2 separate regions of the Homo sapiens genome follow, and region 2 is linked to region 1. Evidence: read pairs that join two places in POLR2A ChIA-PET (ENCODE). Cell type or tissue: Panc1. All regions are shown on one strand. Each heading gives the region's core, and the rest is flanking DNA. Links, peaks and the distances in the headings are about the cores only.

The links. Peaks named below come from ENCODE experiments on the same cell type or tissue, not always from the same donor. Only the 100,000 strongest peaks of a DNase experiment are listed, where the experiment ranks them.
Region 2: POLR2A ChIA-PET joins it to region 1 with 21 read pairs; 2 of 35 experiments call an interaction of 5 or more read pairs at or near these places.

Annotation. Positions count from the first base shown.
Region 1 is chr11:17,471,669-17,488,434 of GRCh38, forward strand. ABCC8 (ATP binding cassette subfamily C member 8) reads right to left here and starts at 5,177. Exons shown (of 39, transcript NM_000352.6): 1 at 4,961-5,177; 2 at 3,218-3,359. The coding sequence starts at 5,108. It overlaps LOC124902641 (a long non-coding RNA gene), which reads left to right and starts at 4,983. Exons shown (of 2, transcript XR_007062609.1): 1 at 4,983-5,063. RefSeq lists an enhancer at 3,833-4,389. In Panc1, for the core only: a CTCF peak has its summit at 1,942; a DNase peak (open chromatin) is centred at 1,884; H3K4me3 peaks cover 612 bases; H3K27me3 peaks cover 1,663 bases.
Region 2 is chr11:17,406,594-17,414,593 of GRCh38, forward strand. It overlaps ABCC8 (ATP binding cassette subfamily C member 8), which reads right to left. Exons shown (of 39, transcript NM_000352.6): 19 at 7,919-8,000; 20 at 6,801-6,885; 21 at 6,073-6,153; 22 at 3,923-4,060; 23 at 1,799-1,924; 24 at 761-860; 25 at 295-536; 26 at 29-195. Among named protein-coding and RNA genes, the nearest start is that of KCNJ11, 22 kb to the left of the region's middle. RefSeq lists an enhancer at 6,377-8,000. In Panc1, for the core only: no CTCF peak of the experiment used is centred there; no DNase peak of the experiment used is centred there.

The DNA of each region.
Region 1 (16,766 bases), core at 746-8,745:
AGCATGCCCTCTCTGCTCATGCTAAGCAATACCCGGAGCTAGGCAGCCACCTTGTGACCATGGGGAAGATAGGCTGACACACACACACAGGATGGTATGGAAAGATGGGAAGAGGCTGGGTCCCTGAAAACATCAATAAGCATCAAACCAACTTGAAAAGGCAAACTCCACATTTCTTTTTTAATGAAATGGTAGATATTGATATTCTTTAGTGAATATTCTCCAAAAAAGGTCTTCAAACTAATATAGAAGGTACAAGACAGACAAGGCCAGAGAGCAGTCATGAATGGCAACACTGGGCACAGCCAACACCCTTCCTGGGGATCTTCAAAACTCTTGCCTCTTTACTCCTTGAAATAATTTTGAAACACCCTCTACTCTCTCACACATTTTTAAGCTGACATCTAGACATGTTTTATTATATGCTGATATAAATGCTTTTTTTTGCAATAGGAGGTAGAAATGTTAAAATTTTATAAGACGAAATAAGATGAGGATTAACCATAATTGAACTAAATATTTCATGACATGGCTTCATAGAATAGTTTTTAGCTGCTTTGTTAAATAATACACATTCAATTAGTTAAGAAATTAGGTAAAGTTTTATATACAGGCTTTATCCAGTGTATGGTGGTCTGGGAAAATATTGTAGTTATTAAAAAATATCTTCTTCACTAACTTATACTGTTTTGATTGTTCTGAATTCAGAACATCACAGAAAGAAATAATACCCAAAGGAAGAGGGGAAGCCCTACAGGTTTAAGATGGCTTAATTAGTCACTAAATGAGGCTCACTCTAAATCAAATCAGGGCTGCCTTAATCAGCCCCCTCCCACCTGCCCCCTAAATTTCCAGACAGCTCTGAAAACCCAGGCTGGATTAGACTGGAGGTATCACAAGGGTCTGTGACTTCTCCTGTCTGCTCTTTTCCTGCCCCTCACTCAGGCCTGGGGGTAGGAGCTCACAAAGACCAGATGACAATTACTCAGCTTGAGCTGATCTGTGCCCTGGGGAGGAGATGGCCCTTTGCACTGAGCTGAAGCAGTACAGCCACACACAGGAGGGGCTGCTGACAGCCAGCAGGAGGGCATCCCTGGACCGATTCATTCCAGTTTCCCACATTCTGGGAATACACAGTCTACCCAGTGCTCTGCCACTCCGGGCTCTGCACCCTGTCCATGCTCGAATTTCACCCTCCACAGCCCCATGAAGCAGGCAAGCCAGGGACTATGATGCTTGTTTCATAAGGCCAGAGAGCAGTCATGAATGGCCACACTGGGAACAGCCAACACCCTGCCCAGGGATCTTCAAAACTCTTGCCTCTTTACTCCTTGAAATAATTTTGAAACACCTTATACTTTCTCACACATTTTTAAGTTGGCAACTAAAATGTTTTATCGTATGTTTATAAATGCTTATGAGGCCCAGAAAGCCTGAATGACTTGTGCAAAGTCCCATAGCTGGTACACAGCAGCAGTGCTCACTGAAGACCCAGGTCTTCCTTCTCCAAGGGCGGAGGTGTCTTTCTCTGTCACCATCTGGTGAGTATTTCCCATCTGAGGGCTCACTGTGGCATTTGTGCTACTTTGGAAGGGGTGTAGGGGTGGGGGTGGAGGCGGACTTGTCACGTGCTTGTGTAGCAGTATGCCTTCTGGTCTTCTTGCTGGTCTAGGGACTTTAATAAGCAGGCAGAGCTGCTGCCTCCAAGTCAAGCAGGTATTTTAGAGATCACTGCTGAAGCCAGGATGCAGGGACATTGGGGAAGGGAAGGTGGGGAACGGGAGGGAGGATGAGGGAGCCTATCCCCTGCCATCCAACTACAGGAGCCAGGCAGCACTGCAGGAGTGCAGTCTGGGTATAATCTGATTCCAGCTCAGGGGGCGCTGGACCTCAGATACTCAAGCCAAATATCCCTCTCCTCCACCACTCCCTCTCCTGGCAGTCTCTCATCCTTGCTGGTTACTGGATTCTTCCTTAGTGAGATGGCTGCTCCCGCTCCTCTTCTGTCCCTGACTGCTGACACACCATTTCTGTCTGCAGTTATTGCTCACCTAGACTACTGCAGTCAATGCTAAGTCCTGCTTCTATTATACCTCTAGATTCTCCCTGCCTCCAGCCTGCGCTGAACACCTCAGGTTCCCACCTAAAAGTGTTATGCTGATGACATCTCTCTTCTGTTCCAAACTGCTGACCAAATCCGACCCAAACATGCAGGCTGGGATTCACAGTCCTCCTGAGATGCCCCAACCTGGGTTCCCAGCCTCAGCCTCCATCGCTCCCCAGCCTGTGTTTAATGCTCCAGCCCCTGCGCTGCTCCCTAGCCCTACCTGCTTTTCTCTTTGGTGCCTTTTCCCTTCCCTCAGGCACCACCAGTTCTCTCTCTCCTTCCTCCTCTGTGTGTCTGAAGCCTAGTCACCCTTCCAGACTCCGCTCCAAAGCCCTCTCAACCATGGAGCTTGCCCAATTCTGCCTTCCTCTCACCTCCCAGAGTACTTATTTGTAACATGGTTTCATTCATTCTCCTAAGGACCCAATAAATGTTTATGGACTGAATAATGTTTATGTTTATCACATGCCTTGCACTGTGAACACAAAGATGAACAAGACTCAGATTCTAACTCTTAGGCCTTTCTGACTCTGAAGACAGTTTTGCAAATAGACATAAACTTTAACATACAGTGTGATCTGTGCTGTAGCAGAGGTGTGAGGAGTGTGCTGTGAGGCCCAAACGGAAGGTGGGCATGGGGAATGAGGCCAGAGATAGGTGGGGCTGACTGTGAAGACCTTGAATGGTGGGCTGAGGATCTGAGACCACATCTTCAAAACAGCTGAGAACCAAGGAAAGGTCTTATGCAAGAGTGGGTGGCATGGTTAGATTTTTTTTTTTTTCCAAGAAGGTAACTCCGGCAGGTTGTAGAAGAGGCCAGACATTTTTCACTGGAGTTGTGGCATTCTAATAGGCTCTAGCATTATTTCACTGGGACTTGGCATGCAGGTCCGTGTTCCCTCTGCTCTCCTGGACTGATGGCAGGGCCTGGGACTCACTTGCGTCCAGTGCCCAGCTCAGAGAGGTTGGCACATAGAAGACACTGAGCTGCTGGATGTAGTAACAAAAGACATGGGCTTGTGGAATATAGGTGAGCTAGGATCTCCTTGGGCCTTTCAGGAAGTACCCTGGAGCAGATTCACTTTCCTGAGTCCTCAGACAGTCACTCACCCATCAGACAGGATGCCCTCTGCAATCTCACACACCAGGACGAAGAGCAGCATGAAGGTCAGGATCCACCGCAGGTTGTGCCCAGGGAAATGAAGCCATGTGCTGTGGTGGATGTGCACCTTGGAGCTCTGACTTCCCCATCCTGCAGGGAGAGACAGTCAGAGGCAGGATGCCTGCCCACTTGGAGGAGGAAGAGGGTGCATGAACCCCAGAAAGGTGCTTGGGCATTGGGTCCATGGTGAGGGTGACACCTACACATGAGGATCCCCAAGGCTGGTACACACAAACTAAACGTCCAACTCATTCAGCCTGGTCCTATGCTGGTACCTCCCCCACCACACCTTTTTACTGAGACAGGGTCTTGCTCTGTTGCCTCTGCTGGAGTGCAGTGCCACGATCACGGCTCACTACAGCCTTGATCTCCTAGGCTCAAGTGATCCTCCCGCCTCAGCCTCCTGAGTAGCTGGGACTACAGGCGCACATCACCATGCTCAGCTAATTTTTAATTTTTTGTAGAAAGGGCGGGGGGGGTCTCACTATGTTGCCCAGGCTGGTCTCGAACTCCTGGACTCAAGCAGTCTTCCTGTCACAGCCCACCAAAATGCTGAGATTACAGATGTAAGCCACTGTGCCCTGCCAAGGTACCCCATTATACATACTAACTTCTTGTGTGACAAGTCATCAGGTTAATAAACCGTTTGGCTGAGAACAGAAGTGTAAATGCTGTTCTTTTTTGATTTTTGATGCACATATGAGCACATATTTTGTATGTTTTATTTCTATTTCTATCTAACTGTCTTTGTTAATAACTAGCAACTCTGCTTCTGCAGCAACCTCTTGTAAATCTAATTTTGTGACAATCTTTCCTTTCTTCCCCAAAGCTGTATATGAATTTTAAGATTTGCTTGTTTTCTTAAAGTGAATGAACACGTTTTGGGGATGCAGGGGACACCCTATGAGTTGATAGACTTGACTGGTCTGGAAGAGTCAAGGTCTTGGAGAGAGATGGGGGGGACCTCAGTGGAGAGGCACGCACGATTGTCCCGGCCGTGGCGCCCAACTTTGCAAGCAAGGGCGCCGGGGTCGCTGCGTCGGCGAGTCGGAGCTACTTTGCGCAGAGCCTGAGAAGTTGCGCTCTGGAGACACATGCCCGGGTGGGGTGGCGGGGGAAGGGAATCCAAGTCCCTAGCTCTCGCCTCTCCTCGCCCAGGGCGCGGGCCTGGGACTGTCAGAGATCACGGACCACTGCGCGGCTCAGCCCGGTGAAAGCATAGGGGTTAGCTGGGCCTCCATCCCAGACTCCAAAGCACAGGCTTCCCTCTTCCCTAGGCCCAGCTGCGGCTGACAGGGAGGCTGCCTTGCGGGAGGGGTGACCCGGCTCCCTAAGCTGCGCCACGGAGGGTGAGGCCCGACCCCTCTCCAGTTTCCCACTGCGTGCTGAGACCTCCTCTTTCCCTTTTCCCCATCCCAGCTCTTGGCCCTGCAGAAGCAAAACTTGGTGATCCCATGGGTCACAAACGTCCGCTGTGTTTGGCGCGGGATCGGGGGCACCGGGGGAGTGAAGGGATGAGCTGGTGTGCGAGTGCGGGGACCGGCGGGCAGGACACAGGGCAGGGGACCCCGGGAACGAGGCGGACGGCGGTCGCGGGCCGGAAGGGGACGCCGAGCGGTGCGGCGCGCAGCGCCTCCTCCTCCCTCCCTGCTCTCCCGTCCCCTCCTCCGCGGCTCGCTGCGCGCACTCACCAATGAAGAGGATGGGGAAGGTGATGAAGAGTAGGAAGACGTGCGGCACCACGTTGAGCGCGTCCACAAAGCAGCCGTTGTTGAGGACCCCCTGGTCCACCCGGTAGGCGGCCGAGTGGTTCTCGCTGCCGCAGAAGGCCAGGGGCATGGCGGCGCGGGCGCGGGCTGGGCTCGGGCTCAGCTGGCTCCGCTGGCTCCGCGCGCCTGCCGCGCCTCTGTCCCTTGCAGCTCCGCCGCCCGGCCCGGCCGTCAGGCCCCCGCCCCCCGGGCCCCGCCCAGCCCCGCTGGCCTCCCCCTCCCTCACCCCGCCCTGCTCCACCACCTGCGGGGCCGGGGGGCGGCGAGGAACCCGACCGGCCCTGCTACGCTTGCGCCCACCTTCCAGATGTGGAGGCGCGTGCTCCCAGATGTTGCCGGGGTGGCTTCGTGAGTGCCCTGATGCACGCGTGCGCTGGGGGAGAGGGGAAAGGCAGGCTAAGATGGGGAGTGGGGTGTGGGCACACTGGAGTCTGGGTGGGAAAGGAGGGTGGGGCGTGCAGAAGAGGAGAGAAGGGCCCGCAAGGCCTGGAGTGGGCGGGTTCAGGGTCCCGAGTGTGAGTTCACCTGGGCGTGGTGCGGATGGATGTAGAGAGCCGAGGGATGGCGCAAGTCTCCACCCAACATGGATGAGAAAAGTGGGGCAGAACGTTACCTTGTGGTGGTGGTGGTGGTGGGGTGGGGCTTGGACATTTTCAAAAGTGGTCCCAGGTGGGGCACTCCTAGGTACTGCTTTACAGCGTATCTGGCACTTTCACACAAGGGATGTCCCAGAACTCTTGCTAAGTACAGGTTCTAATCGCTTCCAATTTTCTGATGGGGAAACCCAAGCTGCGAGGGAGCTGAAGGGAGGCCAGTAACATGACTTCCCCCAAGGTCTCAGTGCCAGCAAGCAGGGAAGCATAGCTTGAACCCAGCTCCTCAGGTCCCCCGTCCCCACCCCCATCATTTGTACTCATGCCTCTGGTACATGACAACCTTACAGCGACTGGCAGACCAATGGGTAGAATGGGTGACAGCCCCAGGCTGATAAAGAGGAGTTTAAGAAACGCATCTGGCCAGATGGATGTGAGGCAGTGGAGAGGGACTGAAATTCTTAACCTCACCTGGGACAGGCTTAACAGTTGGAGGACACCGTGCAATTGTAAAGACAACATTATGTCTTCCTATACGTTTTGGAGAGATTCTCACAAGACTGTGGCCCAAAGAAGTTTATATTGTATGTAGAAAGAACAGAAGATGGGATTTGGGGGTTAGATTTAAGGAGAACTTTCCTAGTTAGGGTATGAAGCATAAATGCACATGTTCTTAGGAACAGTCAGGGGAACACAAAAGAAAGACCCCTTCAGCCCCTTTGCCTACAAGCTTCACTGAGCCTGCCCTGAGGCTGCTGAGCCTGGTGAGCCTCTCCAGCACGCTGTCAGCAAGGCCGAGGCTCTGCCCAGGCCCTGAGGCAGAGGGCAGATGGGGTTGGGTGAAAAGCCTTGGGAAAGCAGGAGTTCAGGGTCTGAATGCCTCAGTCTCTGACTTTGGAGAATTTCTCAGAAGCCAAAAGATGTTTCTTGCAGCATCAGCCAAAATAGTGAAAACTTGGTGGCAAGAAATATCCAGCACCAGGGACAGGGGTTAATCAACCTTGAAAAATGCAACTGCTGGGACGGTGCTAGCTGAGTCTGTGTAGTCAATAGAAAAACTTTACAAGATAGTGTCAGGTGAAAAACGGCAAACAAAATTGTGCTTCCCATGATTATAGCCGTACGAAATATGTATACTTGCATGAAGCCTGCAGGGAAAGGTCAGACTTGGAAATTTGGTAAGGCGGTGCTCAGTATGTACTGGCTGCCGTCGCTGTGCTTATCCTCATTCCCTTTCTTTAAAAATGAGACAACTGAGGTTCAGAGAGATGAGATGACAGGTCCATGGTCACCCAGTAAGATTTTTTCTTTTAGTTTGTTTTTCTTGCTTTCAAGGTTTTTTTTTTTCATATTTTCTGCAATGTTGTTATTTTCTTTTGTAGTTACAATTTCAGTTTTTTCACACTTTCAGCAATGCTATCTTTCTTTTTAGCAGTAATAATATATTTACTTTTAAAGAACAGGGCTCCTAGTCCTGGCTCTACTACTACTAGTTGTGTGATTTGGGGGCAGGTTACCATTCTGCACTTCAGTTTCCTTATTTCTAAATGGAAAAGATAATAATATGGAACCCAGAAGATTAAGATGAGATCATGGGTATGAATGTGCTTTGCAAGTTGGGGAGATAGTCCAAGCTACTTCATCCCATGGGTGACTACACACGGCAGCCCCTTGATCAATCAGGGTTATTTAATGGTCTCTCCCTCACCCCACATTGCCTGGTGCAACCCTCACACTTGCCTATTCTGGGTCATTTGAAACAAACAAAAAGTCTGGTGTTAAGGGAGCATCAACTGGGACTAAGAGAGTGTTAAGTCTGGAGTCTTGGGGACTCGTGTTTGCCATCTCTAGCACAAACTTACTGTGTGACTGTGGACAAATTCCACCTTTCCCTGCACCTAGGTCTACACTGAGGACATGCACCACACTGCCCACCATGTGGGTGGGAGAATTACTTTGAAAAAGTGTGGAGTCAGGTGCGCACGGAGGCATGAAAGGACTTCCTTTGTAGTATATGGGTTGTATTCCTGGAATCAACCCAAATGCTCATCAGTATGGGGCTGGTTCAAACAGACAAAACCCAAACAGACAAAAAACAGATATTGTCTGTACTGTGGGATACTGTGGAGCAAGCGCAGAGAATAGAGTTATGCTTACTGGCAGGGGAAGATGTCCAAGACACAGACGCAGAGCGGTGTGTGGCATACAAAATCATTCATGTCTGTAACAGGGCTACGTCTGCCTCTGTCGGGGAGATGCTGGGTCTCTGGTGCTTCCCCACCTCTAGCCATGCCTTTTGTTTCTCTTGCTAGGGGCTGGAAGAAGGTCAGACTCTGAGAGCTTGCTTTGAGCAAGGGTACCCCGCTCTGAGAATTCCCAGCCATTCTCCTGGCAAAATGAAAACTAGGGCTGGATTTCCGGGATTGGATTCTCACACTCACCGGCTACTGGGTGGGTGTGGCCTCAGGCAGGGTGCAGTAAAGGGGCTGGTGCAGAGCTTCAGAAAAGTCCTTTCCAGATCCCTTGAGCCAGGGAGGTTAAGGCTGCCGTGAGCCATGATCGGGCCACTGCACTCCAGCCTGGGCGACAGAGAGAGACCCTGTCTCAAAACAAAACAAAACAAAACAAACAAACAAAAAGTCCCTTCCAGCTCTGATGTTGTTCTGGCCTTAGTGCCTTTGTCTCTATCTGGCTGACTAGGAGTGCCAGTGTTCCAGTGACCATGGCAGAGGGGGTCATTACAATGACAATGGTGACGTAATGGAGTGGGGTTATAGTTGAAGAAATAAACCCTTTCAATAACCACAATCAACAGCGGCCTGGTTAAAAACAGACAAAAGCAAAACTCATGGTGTGACCTATACTATGGAATAGTGGAGAACAAGTACAGAGCCTAAGTTCGGGTGACCCTTACTGACTGGGAAAGGTGTGTCCTTTCCTGTCTCCTTCAGGTGCTCAAAGCCTGTATCCACAGGGGAACTTGGAAGACTGTAGAACCAGTGAAAGAGAGGACTGATGTAGAGACAAAATGTCTTAACTGGAACCTGGGAGGGAGAAGTGATCTCCTGTCTCATCTCCATCCTGCCCCATGTCAGGAGGAGGGAAGTAGAGAGAGAAGTTCTTTTGAGAGGGAGCCTGTGCCCAGCCTCCCTGCCTGTCTGTTGTAGAGGTGGCTGGGGGACAGCCACCCAGAAAGGGCAGGTTGTGTGTAGACTGTGTTAGAAAATCCATACAAGGGCTTTTTAGGTTTTTAAGATTATTTTTTTTTTCCTGTAGAGATGGAGGTATTACTGTTTTGCCCAGGCTGGTCACAAACTCCTGGCGTCAAGGGATCCCCCCCGCCCCCTAACCTTGGCCTCTGAAAGTGTTGGGATTACAGGTGTGAGCCACTGTGCCTGGCTCACATACAAGGGCTGTTTTGAAGAAAGGTGTTCTTGTCCCAGGGCAGGGCCTCTAGACAACAGAGGCAGGGGACCCTCAGCCATACTTGAATGGCGAGGGTGAGGCAGGAACAAGACGAACTCTCCCCGGTCTCTTGGCATCACGTAACTGGAGAGGTGGGGAAGGAAATCCAAGAAGGCCCAAGGCTAATGTTTTCTGCCAGTCTAGTGGGATGGGGACTTGATACAGAAATTAAATAACATTCTTGCTCTTGCCCACTTAAGTTTTGGTCCAAGATCCCCCTCACGACAGTAACACAATGCAGAAGGGTAACTCCTACGGATGGCCTGGTTGCTCTATACCCTTGAGGCCACTTAAGGTCAAACTCAGCATCTCCTTGCATCCTCTAAAACAGCCAACACCCAGTCCATTGGTTTAAAAAAATGAAAGCTTTACTGAGCTCTTTACAGAGAGCTAGAAAAGTTGTAATTCACACAACTCACAGCAGAAACTTAGTAAACCCCCGTATTTCTCCTGTACCCCCAGTGGTCTTCTCCTTTGTGTGTATCTCATATCTCCTCTTCCTTTCTTCCACACGGTGTCTTTTTTAAAAAACATGCCCATTGTGACCCAGAGCAAGTCAATATTTGCCTTCAGCTTGCTTACCCACTTAGGACTTCTCTAGCAAGTCTTGCTCCCTTCCCAAGCTGCTGGTCATCCCCAAACCTGCTCTCTTCCTGGGAAGATTACTGAGGATAAGATTTTCTCCTTTTTGTTTCACCAATAGTTGTTGAGTGCTTAGTATATGCCAACCACTTTACGTGTTTTAAATCTCACAGTAACCCTGCCTAGTAGTTACAACTATCGGAGAACTGAGACTCAGAGAGGTTAAGCCCCATTCCCTAGTGACACAGCTGGAGGAGTTGGTGAAGAAAAGACCCAAACTCAGTGAGGCCTGGCTTCAAAGCCTGTGCTGTTAACCACTTCCCAAAGGGATCCTGGGGGTATCGAGGATTTTTCTGCTTCTGAGACTTTGGCTCCTGAGGAAGGAGCGCAAGGCCCAAAGAACAGACCTTTGGGGAAACCTGTGTATCTGTGCCTTTTGCCTTTTCTCTGTGTTAGAACCCGAAAGAAAGGCCTAGTTCTGTCACTGTTATCAGTCGGGGGTCAGATGGGAAGATTCGAGGGTGATGGGGCCCTGCTCCCTGGGGCCTTATACCCGTGGGTGAAACAGGTACACAAATGACCCTGCAGTGATTTGCTTTGGAGACAGCTGCCACTGCTGATGGAAGGAAATGTGTGTGAACAGCACGGCGACAGCTCTGGGTCTGGCCCAATGCTGTGGAATCCCATAAGGTGTGCTGGCTGAACCCGCTCCCTGCTCAGGGCCACAGTGTTGCAGACTGTCTCTCAGAGTTCAGCCAAAGAGGACTCTGCTCTCTGGCCCAGCCAGGACCTTGACAGATGCCTCTGGCTGGCACAGCATGGCCTCAGCTGTCTGGGCCTGGAGGGTCCTGCTAGAGCTGGGGCCGAGGCCAAGTGATGCGAGGGCACTGCTCAATAACTTCCCATTTCCTGTATGTTCCTCTCTTCTCCCCAGAGGGACTTCAGCTCCTATCCCCTGAGCAGAGCTTGCCTAAAACCAAACTCTGTGGTGGGGAAGTTTAGGTCCTGGCATTACCCCTGACCAGCTGTGTGACCTTGGGCCAGTCAACCTCCCTAAGCCTCAGCTGTCAAATAGGAAGAATAACCTCTCTTTTATGGGTTGTGTGTGTGAGAAAGCCTGGCACAAAGGAGACACTCGAGTCAAGCTTTTCCACTTTCAGGTCAGCCGAGGGCTTCTTGTCTGAAATCCCAAGATGGTCACTGATATTTATTTTTATTTTTGTTTTTTTAATAATTGATTGAGTTCCTACCTAGTGCCAAGTCTTTTATTACATTTTCTGGCTTAGTCACCATCTCTCTTTAAAGCAGGTAGTATGATTGCTATTACCAAGTTGAGAATAAGGCAGAGAGAAAACCTTGGTTGACCAAGGTCATCCAGCAAAGAAGGTGTCAGAGTCCGGGTTCCTACTGGGGCAGCCTTCTGAGATACAGGGATGGGCTTAGGCAGGGGTGGGATAGATGAAGAAGGCGAAAACGGGAGTGGAAGCTATCCCTTTGGAAGGGGGTGTGATGTGGTGGGATGGGGGACTTGTCTGGATGCAGTGTCTGCAGAGCAAGCCCCCTGTTCTTATTTATTTATTTAATTTTTGTGGATACGGAGTAGGTGGATGTATTTATGAGGTACATGAGATCTTTTGATAATGTATAATAATCACATCAGAATAAATGGGGTATCCATCACCTCAAGCATTTATCTTTTCTTTGTGTTATAAATAATCCAGTTATACTCTTTGAATTATTTTATTTTTTGAGACGGAGTCTCACTCTGTCACCCAGGTTGGAGTTCAGTGGCATGATCTCAGCTCACTGCAACCACCACGTCCTGGGTTCAGGTGATTCTCCTGCCTCAGCCTCCCGAGTAGCTGGGATTACAGGCCCACACCACCATGTCGGGCTAATTTTTTTGTATTTTTAGTAGAGATGGGGTTTCACCATGTTGGCAAGGCTGGTCTTGAACTCTGACCTCAGGTGATCCATCTGCCTAGGGCTCCCAAAGTGCTGGGATTACAGGTGTGAACCACTGTGCCCGGCCCTCTTTGAGTTATTTAAAAATGTACCAATAAATTATTGCTGACTGTAGTCACCCTGTTGTGCTATCTAAATACTAGATCTTATTCATTCTATCTAACTATATTTTTGTACCTATTAATCATTCCCCCCTTCCCCCGCTCCTCCACCCTTCCTAGCCTCTGGTACTTCTATTATCTATCTCCATGACTTCAGTTGTTTCCATTTTTAGCTCTCACAAATAAGTGAGAACAGTGAAATTGGTCTTTCTGTGCCTGGCTTATTTTGCTTAACATAATGATCTCCAGTTCCATCCATGTTGTTGCAAATGACAAGATCTCATTTTTTATGGCTGTATAGTACTCCACTGTGTATAAGTACCACGTGTTCTTTATCTGTTCATCTGTGGATGGACAATTAGGTTGCTTCCATATCTTGGCTACTGTGAACAGTGCTGCAACAAACATGGGAGTGCAGATATCTCTTCAATATGCTGATGGCCTTTCTTTTGGGTATATACACAGCAGTGAAATTGCTGGACCATAGGGTAACTCTAGTTTTAGTTTTTTGAGGAATCTTCAGACTGTTCTCCATAGTGGTTGTACGAATTTACATTCCCACCAACAGTGTCTGAGGGTTTCTTTTTCTCCACATCCTCAGCAGCATTTGTTATTGCCTGTCTTTTGGATATAAGCCATTTTAACTGGGGTGAGATAATATCTCACTGTAGTTTTGCTTTGCATTTCTCTGACGATCAATCCCCTGTTCTTACTTAGACTTGGCTGGTTGAGTGCGTTTCCATACATAATGTATATAGTTGACTTCCTTTTTGCAATGGACTGAGTGTTTAGGTACCCCCCACCCCCGAATCCTAATCCCCAAGGTGATAGTGTTAGGGGGTGGGGCCATCCGGAGATGATTACATCATGAGGGCAGAGTCCTCATGAATGGGATTAGTACCCTTATAAAAGAGGCCCCAGAGACCTCATTTGCCCCTTCCACCATGTAAGTTTACAGTGAGAAGATGGCCACCTATGAGGAGGCAGGTCCTTACCAGACACCAATTCTGCTGGTGCCTTGATCTTGGACTTCCCAGCCTCCAGAACTAGGAGGAATAAATGTCTGTTGTTTATAAGTCACCCAACTTACGGTATTTTGTTAGAGTAGCACAAACTAAGCCACTTGTGCACTGATGAAAACTTGCTATATAAGTGCAGGTAAGTGTGGCTACACGTGAGACCATGATTCTGTGGGAGAGGAGGGAGGAAGACCCTTCTCTGGTACTTGGCCAGAGAAGAACCTCTCCAGTCAGGGCAAACAGAAACCTGAAAGGGAGAAAGAGTGTGAGAGAGAGAGTTAGGAGTGAGAGAAACATGGAGACAGACTCACAGCCAGTACCTAACATTTACCTGCTGTAAGACGACATTGCCAAAGTGCCTCCTCATGCCCTATGTTGAGCCAAAAGGTATTTTTTAGCTAAAATTTGTACACTAAAATTTCAAATCGGTGAATATATTAAATTTGAAGGTTTTTTTCCAGTGTGTCCTTGAGGAGGTAATTATTTAATGATGCAAGTGCTCTGAGGCTTGGGCAGAGGACAGAGGCTAGAGAAGTTCTGTTTAGAAGAGCAACCCCAGCAGTGTGGAGAGAAGCATCACCTTTTCCACTGAAGCCAGAGAAATCATGTAAAATTCCTCTGCTGCCCCAGAGACTGGTCCCCTGGTGGGTTGGAGTAGGGGAGGAGAGTGTTGAGGTGTTGCTCATTCCCCTAATGGGAAATAACCTGGCTCAGCCAGGGAGTGCACCAATGTGTAACTGAGACAGTCAGTAATGGGCATTTATTAAGCACCTGCTGTGCCAGCTGGGTTTCTCTGTAAGCCTGCGAAGTCAATATTATTGTGTCCTTAGGAAACTGAGGCCCAGAGAGGCTAAAGGACTTGTCCTAGCTCACACAGCCCAGTAAGATTTGGAGCATAGATTGGAACCCAGGTTAAGCTGGGTCTGCTTTCTGTACTGATGGTTTTCAAAAAATGTGGTCCCTGGGACCAGCAAGATTACATGGGAATTTGTTAGAAATGCATATTCTCAGGTCAGCCCCTAACCTACTAAATCTGAAACTCTAGTCCAAACGTCTGCTTTAACAAGTCCTCCAGGTGACTGTGATTCATGCTAAAGTTTGAGAACCATTTCTCTCCACCACATTGTCTCCAATTAAGGAATAATAACTGATGGTCCCTGCCCTTAGGGGTTTACAATATGGCTGGGAAAACAAAAGAAATATATGTTTATTTAAAAACAAAAAGTTGTCTGGGAGCTTCCTAGAAGCTTTAGGGGAAGAGGTGGCCTTGAGGGTTGGCCCAGTCTGTACAGGTGAAGAAGACAGCCTGGTTGGGAAGGATATACCAGTGTGTGCAAAGGAGGGGCCGCTGAGATACAATTTTCCAGATGCAGTGAGTGAACAAATGAGTCTTTCTAGGATAGGGTGCAGGCTGAGGGGAGTCATGGAAAATAATGGGGTGGAGGGAGGCTGGATTGTTAGTGCTTCAGAACTTTCAGCCAATGAGTTCCCCACATAGCTTCTGCTCCTATAGGCAGCCATCATTCATTTGACAATCTATATTTACGAAGCACCTGCTGTGTGTGCCCAGAACAGGGCAATGGAAGCTAAAAGCAGGCCTTCCCAGAGGCTGTGCTGTTCCCTCTTGGGGATGTCACCTCCAAATCCCCCAGCCATCTGACGACCTGCTTCTCAGCTTTTAGCACTGGGCTCCGTTGTCACTTTCTAGTTAACCCTTTCCTGGTCCTTCCCCGAGGTGGGCTGACTTAAAGGCCCCTCCCCTGCATCCCCCTTCCTAAATGCACTTATGGACTCAGAGTTAGGAGCTGCAGGCCTGACGTAGCTGCCCACTGGATGGCTGTTGGACTGTGTCGAGGGTCTGGAATCACATAAGACAAAATTTTGCTCCTTGGTACCTGTCAGGTAAGTGATGGGGCCTGCAGAGTAGTCTGAGCTGGCTCACTGGTCTCAGGATCACCCTTGACCAACGAAGAGTCTGTGGCCAGAGTGGCCAGCTGTGCCACATACAGGCAGAGAGGGAGAGACTCTGCTTCCTTGGAGGCGGCTGCTTTCTGTGCTTGCCGAGAACCTGCTGTCATTGGCCAGCCTGCAACCATCATACTGTTTGCACACGTGGACTGTGGGGAAATAACATTTCCTTGAATTTCTCAGTGCTCCTGTAGAAAGCCCTAGTCTCCTGAGACTTGAAAATGTATATGACATAAAGGAAAAGAAGTTGTGCTTTCACCTTCCTTGGGAGCATTCTGCCCTTCATATAAGCATGGGAATCAGATCTGTAGCTATGTGTCTAGTTAATGGTTCTGTTCTAAACGGATAATAAAATGTGTCTACTCATATGAGGTACCTGGAATAGTCAGATTCATAGAGACAGAAAGGAGAACGATGATTACCAGGGGCCGCGGGGCGGGGAGAATGGGAGGTATTATTTAATGGGTACAGAGTTCAGTTTTGCAAGATGAAAAGAGTTCTGGAGATGGGTGGTGGTGATGGTTGCACAACAGTGTGAATGTACTTAATATCACTCAACCATACTTAAAAATGGTTACAATGGTAAGTTTTATGTTATGTGTGTTGTACCACATTTTTTTTAAGGATAAAAGAATTCTTATCTCCCCAAGGGGGCCAAAGGGTTACAGCTAGGGCTAGGTCCCCAGGCTAAGGTCCCAAGGTGCCAGGAAGACTAGAATGCTATCTCCCTACCTAAATCCCTAGGTATTTCTTTATTTTAATTTTTGTGGGTACATAGTAGGTGTATATATTTATAGGGTATGGGATATGTTTTGATACAGGAATGCAATGTGAAATAATCACATCATGTAAAATGGGGTATCCAGGGCCCTCAAGCATTTATCCTTTGAGTTACGAACAATCCATTATACTCTTTTAGTTATTTTTTAAATGTACAATTAAATTATTGACTATAGTCACCCTGTTGTGCTGTCAAATACTAGGACTTATTCATTCTTTCTAACTATTTTTTTGTACCCATTAACCATCTCCATCTCCCTCCCCACCCTCCCATTACTCTTCCCAGCCTCTGGTAACCATCCGTCTACTCTCTATCTCCATGAATTCAATTGTTTTGATTTTTAGATCCCACAAATAAGTGAGAACCTGTGATGTTTGTCTTTCTGTGCCTGGCTTATTTCACTTAACATAATAGCCTCCAGTTCCATTCATGTTGTTGCAAATGACAGGATCTCATCTTTTTTTATTGCTGAATAGTACTCCATTGTGTATATGAACCACCTTTTTTTCTTCATCTGTGGATGGACACTTAGCTTGCTTCCAAATTTTGACTATTGTGACAGTGCTGCAGCAAACACGGGAGAGTAGATATATCTCACAGATACTAATTTCTTGTCTTTTTTTTTTTTGAGACGGAGTCTCACTCTGTCACCAGGCTGGAGCACAGTGGTGCCATCTTGGCTCACTGCAACCTCCATCTTCCGGGTTCAGGTGATTCTTCTGCCTCAGCCTCCCAAGTAGCTGGGACTACAGACGCGCGCCATCACGCCCAGCTAATTTTCTTTTTGTATTTTTAGTAGAGATGGGGTTTCATCATGGTGGCCAGGATGGTCTCGATCTCTTGACCTCGTGATCTGCTCGCCTTGGCCTCCCAAAGTCCTGGGATTACGGGCATGAGCCACTGTGCCCCACCACAAATTTACTTTCTTTTGGATATATACCCAGCAGTGGGATTGCTGGATCATATGGTAGCTGTATTTTTAGTTTTTTGAGGAAACCTCCAAACTGTTCTCCATAGAGGCTGTACTAATTTACATTCCCACCAACAGTGTACGAGGGTTCCCTTTTCTCCACACCCTCGCCAGCATTTGTTCCCCTAAGTATTTACATTCAAAAAAGTTAGAGTGAAAATCCAAGATTCTTTCTATCCCTTCTCAAAGAAGAAAAGGTTTTTGTTTTGTTTTTTCCCTTCACCTCTCAGGAGAGGAGGCAGGGACGGCTGTCTAACTTCTGTATATAAATGGAGAAAACCATT
Region 2 (8,000 bases), core at 1-8,000, 66 kb before region 1:
TCCCAGCCTGGCCAGGGGAGACGGGTACCTCATGGGGGCTAGGATGATCCGGTTTAGCAGGCTGCGGTGCAGTCTCTTGGCCACCTTCAGCCCTGTCCACTCCACAGTGACAGACGTGACGAGGCACAGCACAATGCCCAGGCTGCAGAGCACCGTGAACACCATGGCATAGACAGTCTGGTCGAGGGTGCACTCCTTCACAGGCAGAGAGTGATTTGGAGTTCCAGGGTGCCCATGGGCTCAGCCCTTCCCCCATCCCCACTCCCAACCTCTGCCATGGGCCGCCAGTCACACCTGGCTGAGGGAGCAGTTCCTGGCTGCAGGGGTCAGGGTCAGGGCGCTGTCGGTCCACTTGGCCAGCCAGTAGTCGATGGCCACCAGGACCATGTGCTTGAGCAGCTGTGAGAAGACCAGCAACGACAGGAGCAGGATGCCGGCGGAGGACAGGTACTTGGCGCAGGCTCGCCATGGGATCTCAGCACGCTGGTGCAGCATGGACGACAGGTTGTCATCCTCCTCGCTCTCAGCTGCCTCCTCTGCAGGCCGCAAGAACCCACTCTGTGGCTACACATTTCCATCCCTCTGAGGGTGAATCAGGGCATTTTATCCCCACTTACTGAGGGGACAACGGGGGCACACAGAGGGAAGCCATTTAATCAAAGGCACACTACTGCACCACACCCAGAACCCCAAACCTTAGCCTCTCTGTGGCTGATCAGACCTCAGGCCATAATTTCACTCCCAGTCCCATTGCCTGTACCTTCCTCCTCTTCCTCATCCTGCAGAAGGCCATCCCTCGAGGACATGGCACGAGATAGGCCCTGGGGTGGCTCTGTGGCTTTTCTCTCTGTGACAGTCTCCTAAAAGACAGATGTGGCCTGGGCAATGTCTTCAGGATATATGGTTGGTGGGGGAAGGGGAAGTTAAGGGGTAACTACTCTGGTGATGACCAATGTCAGATTTCTACTTTGTCCCTGCCTGAGGGAGGGGCAGACAGACACACATTCATCTTGCCAGGATTTAGTCCTTCCCCTTCATCAGATAATAGCACCCCCATATCCCTGTGGGGAACCACTCTTCCCCTGTTTTTAGTCTCTGTGATTCAGGTGGATCTGGCTCCCAAAGTGGCACGTGACCCAGGACAGGCCAATCCTCACATTCCACACCGCTGGCCACAGTGATTTGTTCAGGGGTGGGCACATGACCAAACTGGACCAGTGAGACTCAGCCCTGGGACTTTTGCTGAACTATGGGGAAAGAGGCACTTTTTTTCTGGCAGAGTTGTTGAGCTGGGAGAATGTAAACCTAAGACTGCTGGTGGCCCTCACTGATACCATGAGAATGGAGCCAATTTGAGGGGAGCTGAGCCAATTTGAGGGGAGCAGAGTCAAGAGATGGGAGAAACAGATTTCTGATTACACTGACTACCTGGATCCAGCACACTTAAAGCTATGACACACCTGGACTTTTTGGTTTCATGGGTCAATAAATCCTTAATTCCCTCTTGTTTTCTTTGCTTAGTTTTCTTTGCCAGTTTGAGTTGATTTTCTGAAACTTTGCAACTAAATAGTATCTGACTACCTCAGGATAAGGCGAAGGTGCCCACCTGATTCTGCCCTGGGCACCTGGCACAGGTACTGTCTCTCCTCTGGTAGGAGCCAGTTCATGCCCAGCTCCCACATCTGCCCTTTAGGGGGCTTCCTGGGGCACTAAGGACAGGAAGACCTTTATGAGTTCAGGTTCTAGCAGAACCTTTGCATCCAGGGGTGGCTGCTTGGCCATCCCTGGATATACCCACCTTCTCCAGCTCTTGGTCCTGTCGGTTCATGAGGGTCTTCCAGTGCTCAAAGAGCTGGCATTCAGACCTCTGGAAGTCCTTGAGGGTACCCTCCCTCTGGATGGTGCCATCCTTCATGGCAATGATCTGGAAAGGCAGCAACAAACGTGGTTTGGGGGCTGGCTGGGGAGGAATGGTGGTCACATCCCTCAATTGTGGAGTCTAAGATGGAGGTTGACACATCCCTTTCCTCACTACAAATGGCCACCAGCTCATCCACTGCAAGTGGGCTGGTATTGATAACCTACCCCAACCAACATACTCCTAGGACCTAGAGTTCGGTACATCTGAGGCGTATTTCTCAATGGCTGGGTTTGCAGAGCAAATTAGTGCATCCTGCTCAAGCTGGCTGGTTACTCACAAGGACTCCACCCACGGCAGCGGCCGTCATACACTAAGTGGGCTCATTGTACACTACCCTTAGCTCCTCTTGACGGCGGGTCTGGCAGCCTCCATCAGGGCTTAGCAAAGCACCTGCTGGTCTAAGTGTGTGTGGCCATGCCTCTTTGGAATCAATAAATCTTTTTTTTTTTTTTTTTTTGAGACAGGGTCTCACTCTGTTGCCTAGGCTGGGGTGCAATGGCACCATCTCAGCTCACTGCAATCTCTGCTTCCTGGCTCAAGCCATCCTCCTGCCTCAGCCTCCTGAGTAGCTGGGACCACAGGTGCACGCCACCATACCTGGCTAATTTTTTTTTTTTTTTTTATAGAGATAGGGTTTCACCATGTTGCCCCAAGCTGGTCTCGAACTCCTGGGCTCAAGCAATCCACCCGCCTTGGCCTCCCAAGGTGCTGGGATTACAGGCATTAGCCACCGCGCCCGGCTCAATAAAACTTTTTATCTGGAACACTTGATGACACCATCACGTAGACCTGACATTAATTCAGACACCCACCCCTGCTGCCCTCACCCCCTCCCGCCCTATGCTGGGGTTCAAGGGGCTCGAGAGTCCTGATCACTGATTCCTCAAGGAAGCCAGCACTTCTGTGTTCCTCAGGATTGTCCTGAACTACAAGGTATTGCCAAGGTCACTACAGAAACTCAGAAACAAACCTTCTGTATCTGTATATATATTTAAATCTTTAGGTCTTTGGGTCTTATCTTTGGGCCTTTTTTCTTTGGGTGATTTTCTTTGGGTCTTCTTTATACTGGAGGGGGTCTCATCATACATGGAAGGAAGATTTATTTTGGGGAAAATAAGCAGAGCCATTTGGCACCAGCCTGAAGCTCAAAGAGGGCCTCAATTTTGGCTGTTGTTTAGAGGAGAATTTATATAGGAGTAGGCAAGACCTAGAGTTCAAAATTACATGATCTCCATCTTAAAAATTAAGTGCTTTCTAATGAATCAAAAAGTAATTATTTTCTACCTACTGAAGAGTATGGAAATTTAGTTAATGAGGGGTTTCACAACATTGGACTCTACTGATAATATTGAAGTTTCTTTCTTTCTTTCTTTCCTTTTTCAAATTTTCAGAGACAAGGCTCTGTCGCCCAGGCTGTAGTGGAGTGCAGTGGCATGATCATGGTTCACAGCAGCCTTAAACTTCTGGGCTCAAGTGATCCTCTTGTCCTGGCCTCCCAAAGTGCTGGGATTACAGGTGTGAGCCCCTGCGCCCAGCCTGAAGTTTCTATTACTACTGCTATTGTTTGGTTCCATATTTCCCATATGATTCCCGGGGTGGTGCATCCATCCACCCCGGGAAGGTCATAGGGTGGGAAGAGGGCTTTTCCATCCAAATGGGCACTCCCCATGACTGCGGGGATGGGTCATCAAAAGGGCAGGAATCAGAAGGTGAGAAGTGAGCACTTGATTATTCCTGAGACTTCTTGGTGCCAGCCTTGAGTGTACCATGGGGGGCCCGGGCCAGGATGGGGAGTGTCTGTGGGTCTAGGTGATACCAAACCCCTGGCCTGTACAGGGTCTCCCTGAAATGCCCAGCATGCATAAAGCCATCCAGTGCTGGTCTCTTATGCTTTGTGGCCCTCAGCAGTTGCTACCAAGACAACGGATTGGTTCCTGCCAAGATGCCTGACAGCCTCCCCAGCCCTGCCCCCTATAGCCTGACCCCCTTGTTCCCCCTCACCCAGTCTGCATGGGGCAGGTACTGTAGCTTGTGGGTCACTAAGACCACTGTCCTCTTGTCGTCCCGGAGCAGCTCAAGGATGCCGGCCTGCATTAAGTGGTCACTCAGATGGATATCCAGAGCTGAGAAGGGGTCATCCTGGGCAGAAGGGAGAGGAAGAGAGTAGAGGGTAGGGAAAGGCATGGTGGGGAGGGGTGACAATGAGTATAAAACCCATTAGAGTTCTATCAACTCTGCTCTAGGGACTGAAGCTAGTTAGCTGTGTGGCTTTGGACAACTCACCCAACCTCTCTGGGCCTTGGTTACCTCATTTAAAATGGGGCAGTTGTCAGATATCACTCTCAAACAGATCTAATCACTTCACTGCCTGACTCCTGGACCTTCAACGGCTCCCCATCATCTCTAAAGTCAAACCCTGTGGGCTGGTGTTCCAGGTGCTTTATAACCTCTCGCTTTCCCTTCTAGACTCATGCTTCATCTGTGCTTTCCCAGCACTCTGCATTCCAGGTTCCCAGGAAGCCTGCCGTCTGGGCCTTCTCCTGAGCTGTTCCTCTGCCTGGAGTGCTGCTCTGCCTTTTGTCTGCCTTGTGAACTCCCACCCATCCTTCGCTCACCTAAGCACCAGTTCCTCCTGCATCCTGTCCTGACCCCCACGCCTACCCTTCCTTCCTCCCTATTCCCGTGACACTGGCGCAAAGCCAGATCTGATCATTGTTTGTCCATTCCTGATTATGGCACTCCCAAGAACTGAGACTTCTTGTGCCTGTGCCTGGCACAGAGTAGACGCTTCATAAACGTTTAGTGCCTGGCACAGAGTAGACGCTTCATAAACGTTTACTGAAATAAAATGTCCACTTCACTTTTCTCTAGCAGGGTTGTTTAAATCTCATGAGAGATCGCGAATGCACCCATGCTTTGTAAAACGCTGTGTGTGTGTCAGACGGTAACGGAGACTGAATCTTCCCACTGTGAAGTGTCTTTAGTAAAGGAGTGCTTGTGCGTGTGGTGTAGGGAGAGGGGAGGGAATAAAGCTGGAATCAGAGACTTGAGCTTCCTTCTTCCAACTCACTGTGCAAATGGCCTCCCTCTTTCCTTCTGTTTAATTGACTCTCCCTTTGAGGCTCTCCTCCAGGAAGCCCTCCCTGATTACTCCAGCCCTCACAGTTGTCTCCCTGGACAAGGCCCCCTCATAGTTTATGCCGCACAGTTTGGATTTGAACCGGGCTGGGCCTCTTGAACTGGGTGAGCTCTGTCTCCCTAATCAGATTCTAAATCTTTGAGGCCAAGGACTGGTTCTTAGAATTCTTCAGTGTCAGTCAAGGCACCTGACACAACAGAACTTGACATGAAGTAGTGTAAGGATTGCGAATACGTTCTTTTTTTTTTTTTTTTTTTTGAGACAAAGTCTCGGTTTGTCCCCAGGCTGGAGTGCAGTGGTGCGATCTCGGCTCGCTGCAAGCTCCGCCTCCCGGGTTCACGCCATTCTCCTGCCTCAGCCTCCGGAGTAGCTGGGACTACAGGCGCCCGCCACCGCACCCAGCTAATTTTTTGTATTTTTAGTAGAGACGGGGTTTCACCGTGTTGGCCAGGATGGTCTCGATCTCCCGACCTCGTGATCCGCCTGCCTCGGCCTCCCAAAGTGCTGGAATAACAGGCGTGAGCCACCGCGCCTGGCCTAGTTTTATCTCATGTTTGATGGCTAGTGGTTACCTGGAGTGCTGTGTTGAGAAGGATTCTGAGGATGAGTTAAGTTCCATGGGAAATAATGCTGTGAACAATTAGCAATGTCTGCACTGGGCATAAGATGGGAAGTGGCAGCACACATTCTGTTATCAGCCATTCTTATAGTCGGGCTGCATAAGTGTTGAGGGGTTGGGCTGTCCCACAGACAGGCAGCCTATAACTACAGCTTGCCTCTCCTCATTGGCTACTGCAGAGCTCCATCTGAAGTCTGCAATGGGTCATTTGTGCTATCCTTGCCTGCCTCAGTTTCCCTATCACTAGGATGATAAGGCAATATCTCTGGCAGGAGGGATTTACTCCTGGAGAGGGAGATTGTTGGATGATGGTGGGGTTGCGGGGAGGTGGAGGTGGGCAGTTAGGCCTGGGAGGCAGCCAGAGACCAGGACCCCAAGGGAACTTGCACTCACCAAGAAGACAACGTTGGCGTGCTGGTAGAGGGCTCGGGCCACACTGATTCGCTGGCGTTGACCACCAGACAGGTTGATGCCCTGTCACCAAAGAGGAGGAACACATCATGCCCTCAGCCATTCAGGAGACACTGTCCTGTACCCTACTGGACTATGAGCTCTTTGGGATGGAGGCCTGGCTCTATCCACTTCTTTGCCTGCTTCTCACCTTGCATAGAGAAGGAACTTGCACGTGTTTACTGAATTCATTCAGAAGAGGGCAGCATGAGCCCCAAGTCTTTAAAGATTCATTGTGTAGGCGCTAGGGACCATCTGACCAGTACAAACAAAGACAGAGGCAGCAGGGATTAAAATCACACAAAAGGAGGACAGTCACAGGAGAATCCTGTTCGTCTAAGCTTGTGGAGGGGACCCCATCTGGAGGATGAACAGGAACAATACAACCCCAGGCTGAGCACAGTGCTGTGTGGGCTCTCAGTGTATACCTGGGGTGCAAATGAAGAAGATCCCCAGCCTGGGAGGGCACTAAGCTGACCTTGCCCTCCAAGCAGGACTGAAAACCTGTCAAAGGACATCATCAAGAACAACATGTTTGACCTTACTGCAGGCAACTCTTCAGCCTTCAATGTCTCCTATTTCCTAGTTACCCATTGTCCTGAGTAGTGTCTCAGGGCATGGTAGGTTGGGGGTCCTGGCTTTGAAAAAACCCCTCAGAGGCTGCTACTAACCCGTTCCCCAATCTGGGTCTGGTCTCCATGGGGCAGGATGTCGATGTCTGGCTGCAGAGAGCAGGCTTCAATGACCATCTTGTACCTGGCGTGGGTAGAGGCAGGGGATGCAGCTGGTCAGCCTGGTCAGAGTTGGCCCGAGCACTTGCAGAGGGTCATTAGTCTCTGGGTAGCTATGCCCAGGGTGAGCAATGGCTTTAATAGGCCTCCCGCTTGGGTGCAAGCAAACACCGTGTGAGCTTGAAAAGAGCTGAGGTCAGCACTTCACACAGCGTTTGGGCAGGTTAAATACTAGAAGGATGGAATTGGTTGGGAACAAATATGCAGAGTAAGTGATGAAAGGGCGCTCATGATCTCTGTGCAGTGGGAAAAGCTGCAGCCGGAACCCGTGCTTGGGGCACTGCAGGGAAAACCACTGCTGGTTGGTTTAGGCAGTAATGATGATGGCTGGTCAAATATTTGCCCAGCCTGTTCCTCTCATACTTCCCCAGCCAGCCCTTAGCCTGGGCAGGTGCCAGCCAGAGTTCATGGAGGCATCAGAGTATGTTGGTGACAAACATGTACTTAGGTGTTAGGCAGCTTTGGATTTGAGACCCATCTTGGTCACTTACTGGCTGGGTGGCCTTGGGACCTTTCTGAAACTTGGTTCTTCATCTGTAGAGTGGGAATAACAATAATATCTACCTACTGAGGTTGTTGTAAGCATGAGAGGAAATTCCGTGTACAAAGAGCTCGGCACTGTGCCTGGTATGTAGTAAGAGCGCAGTCGATGCTAGCCCTAACTATTATCATTGGAGGGAAAATAGTGCAGGAGCCAGGCGAATGGAGACTCACAGAGAGAGCTAGCTAGCCCTCCCACCAGCTAGAGAAAAGGCAGCGGGGCTCTCTCCCTTCCCTCCATTCCTGCCCTCTCCCCTATGGGAGCTGGATTGCCCCAATGCTCAGGCACACCTGGCCCCTCTCCAGGTGCACCATATGGAGAGGCTGGAGTGCAGGTAAGCACCTGGGGAGTGAGATGGCTGGGTGTGGGTGATCGATGGAGGGGCCCGGAACTGGGGCAGGCTGGCCAGAGACAGTTCCTCCCCTCCACATCCTGCCTCCCTCCGACAGGCTTTTACCGTTGTTTGTTGAAGGGACTCTCAAAGATGATGTTCTCCTCCACAGTGGCATTTAGCAGCCATGGTTTCTGCGAAGCATAGG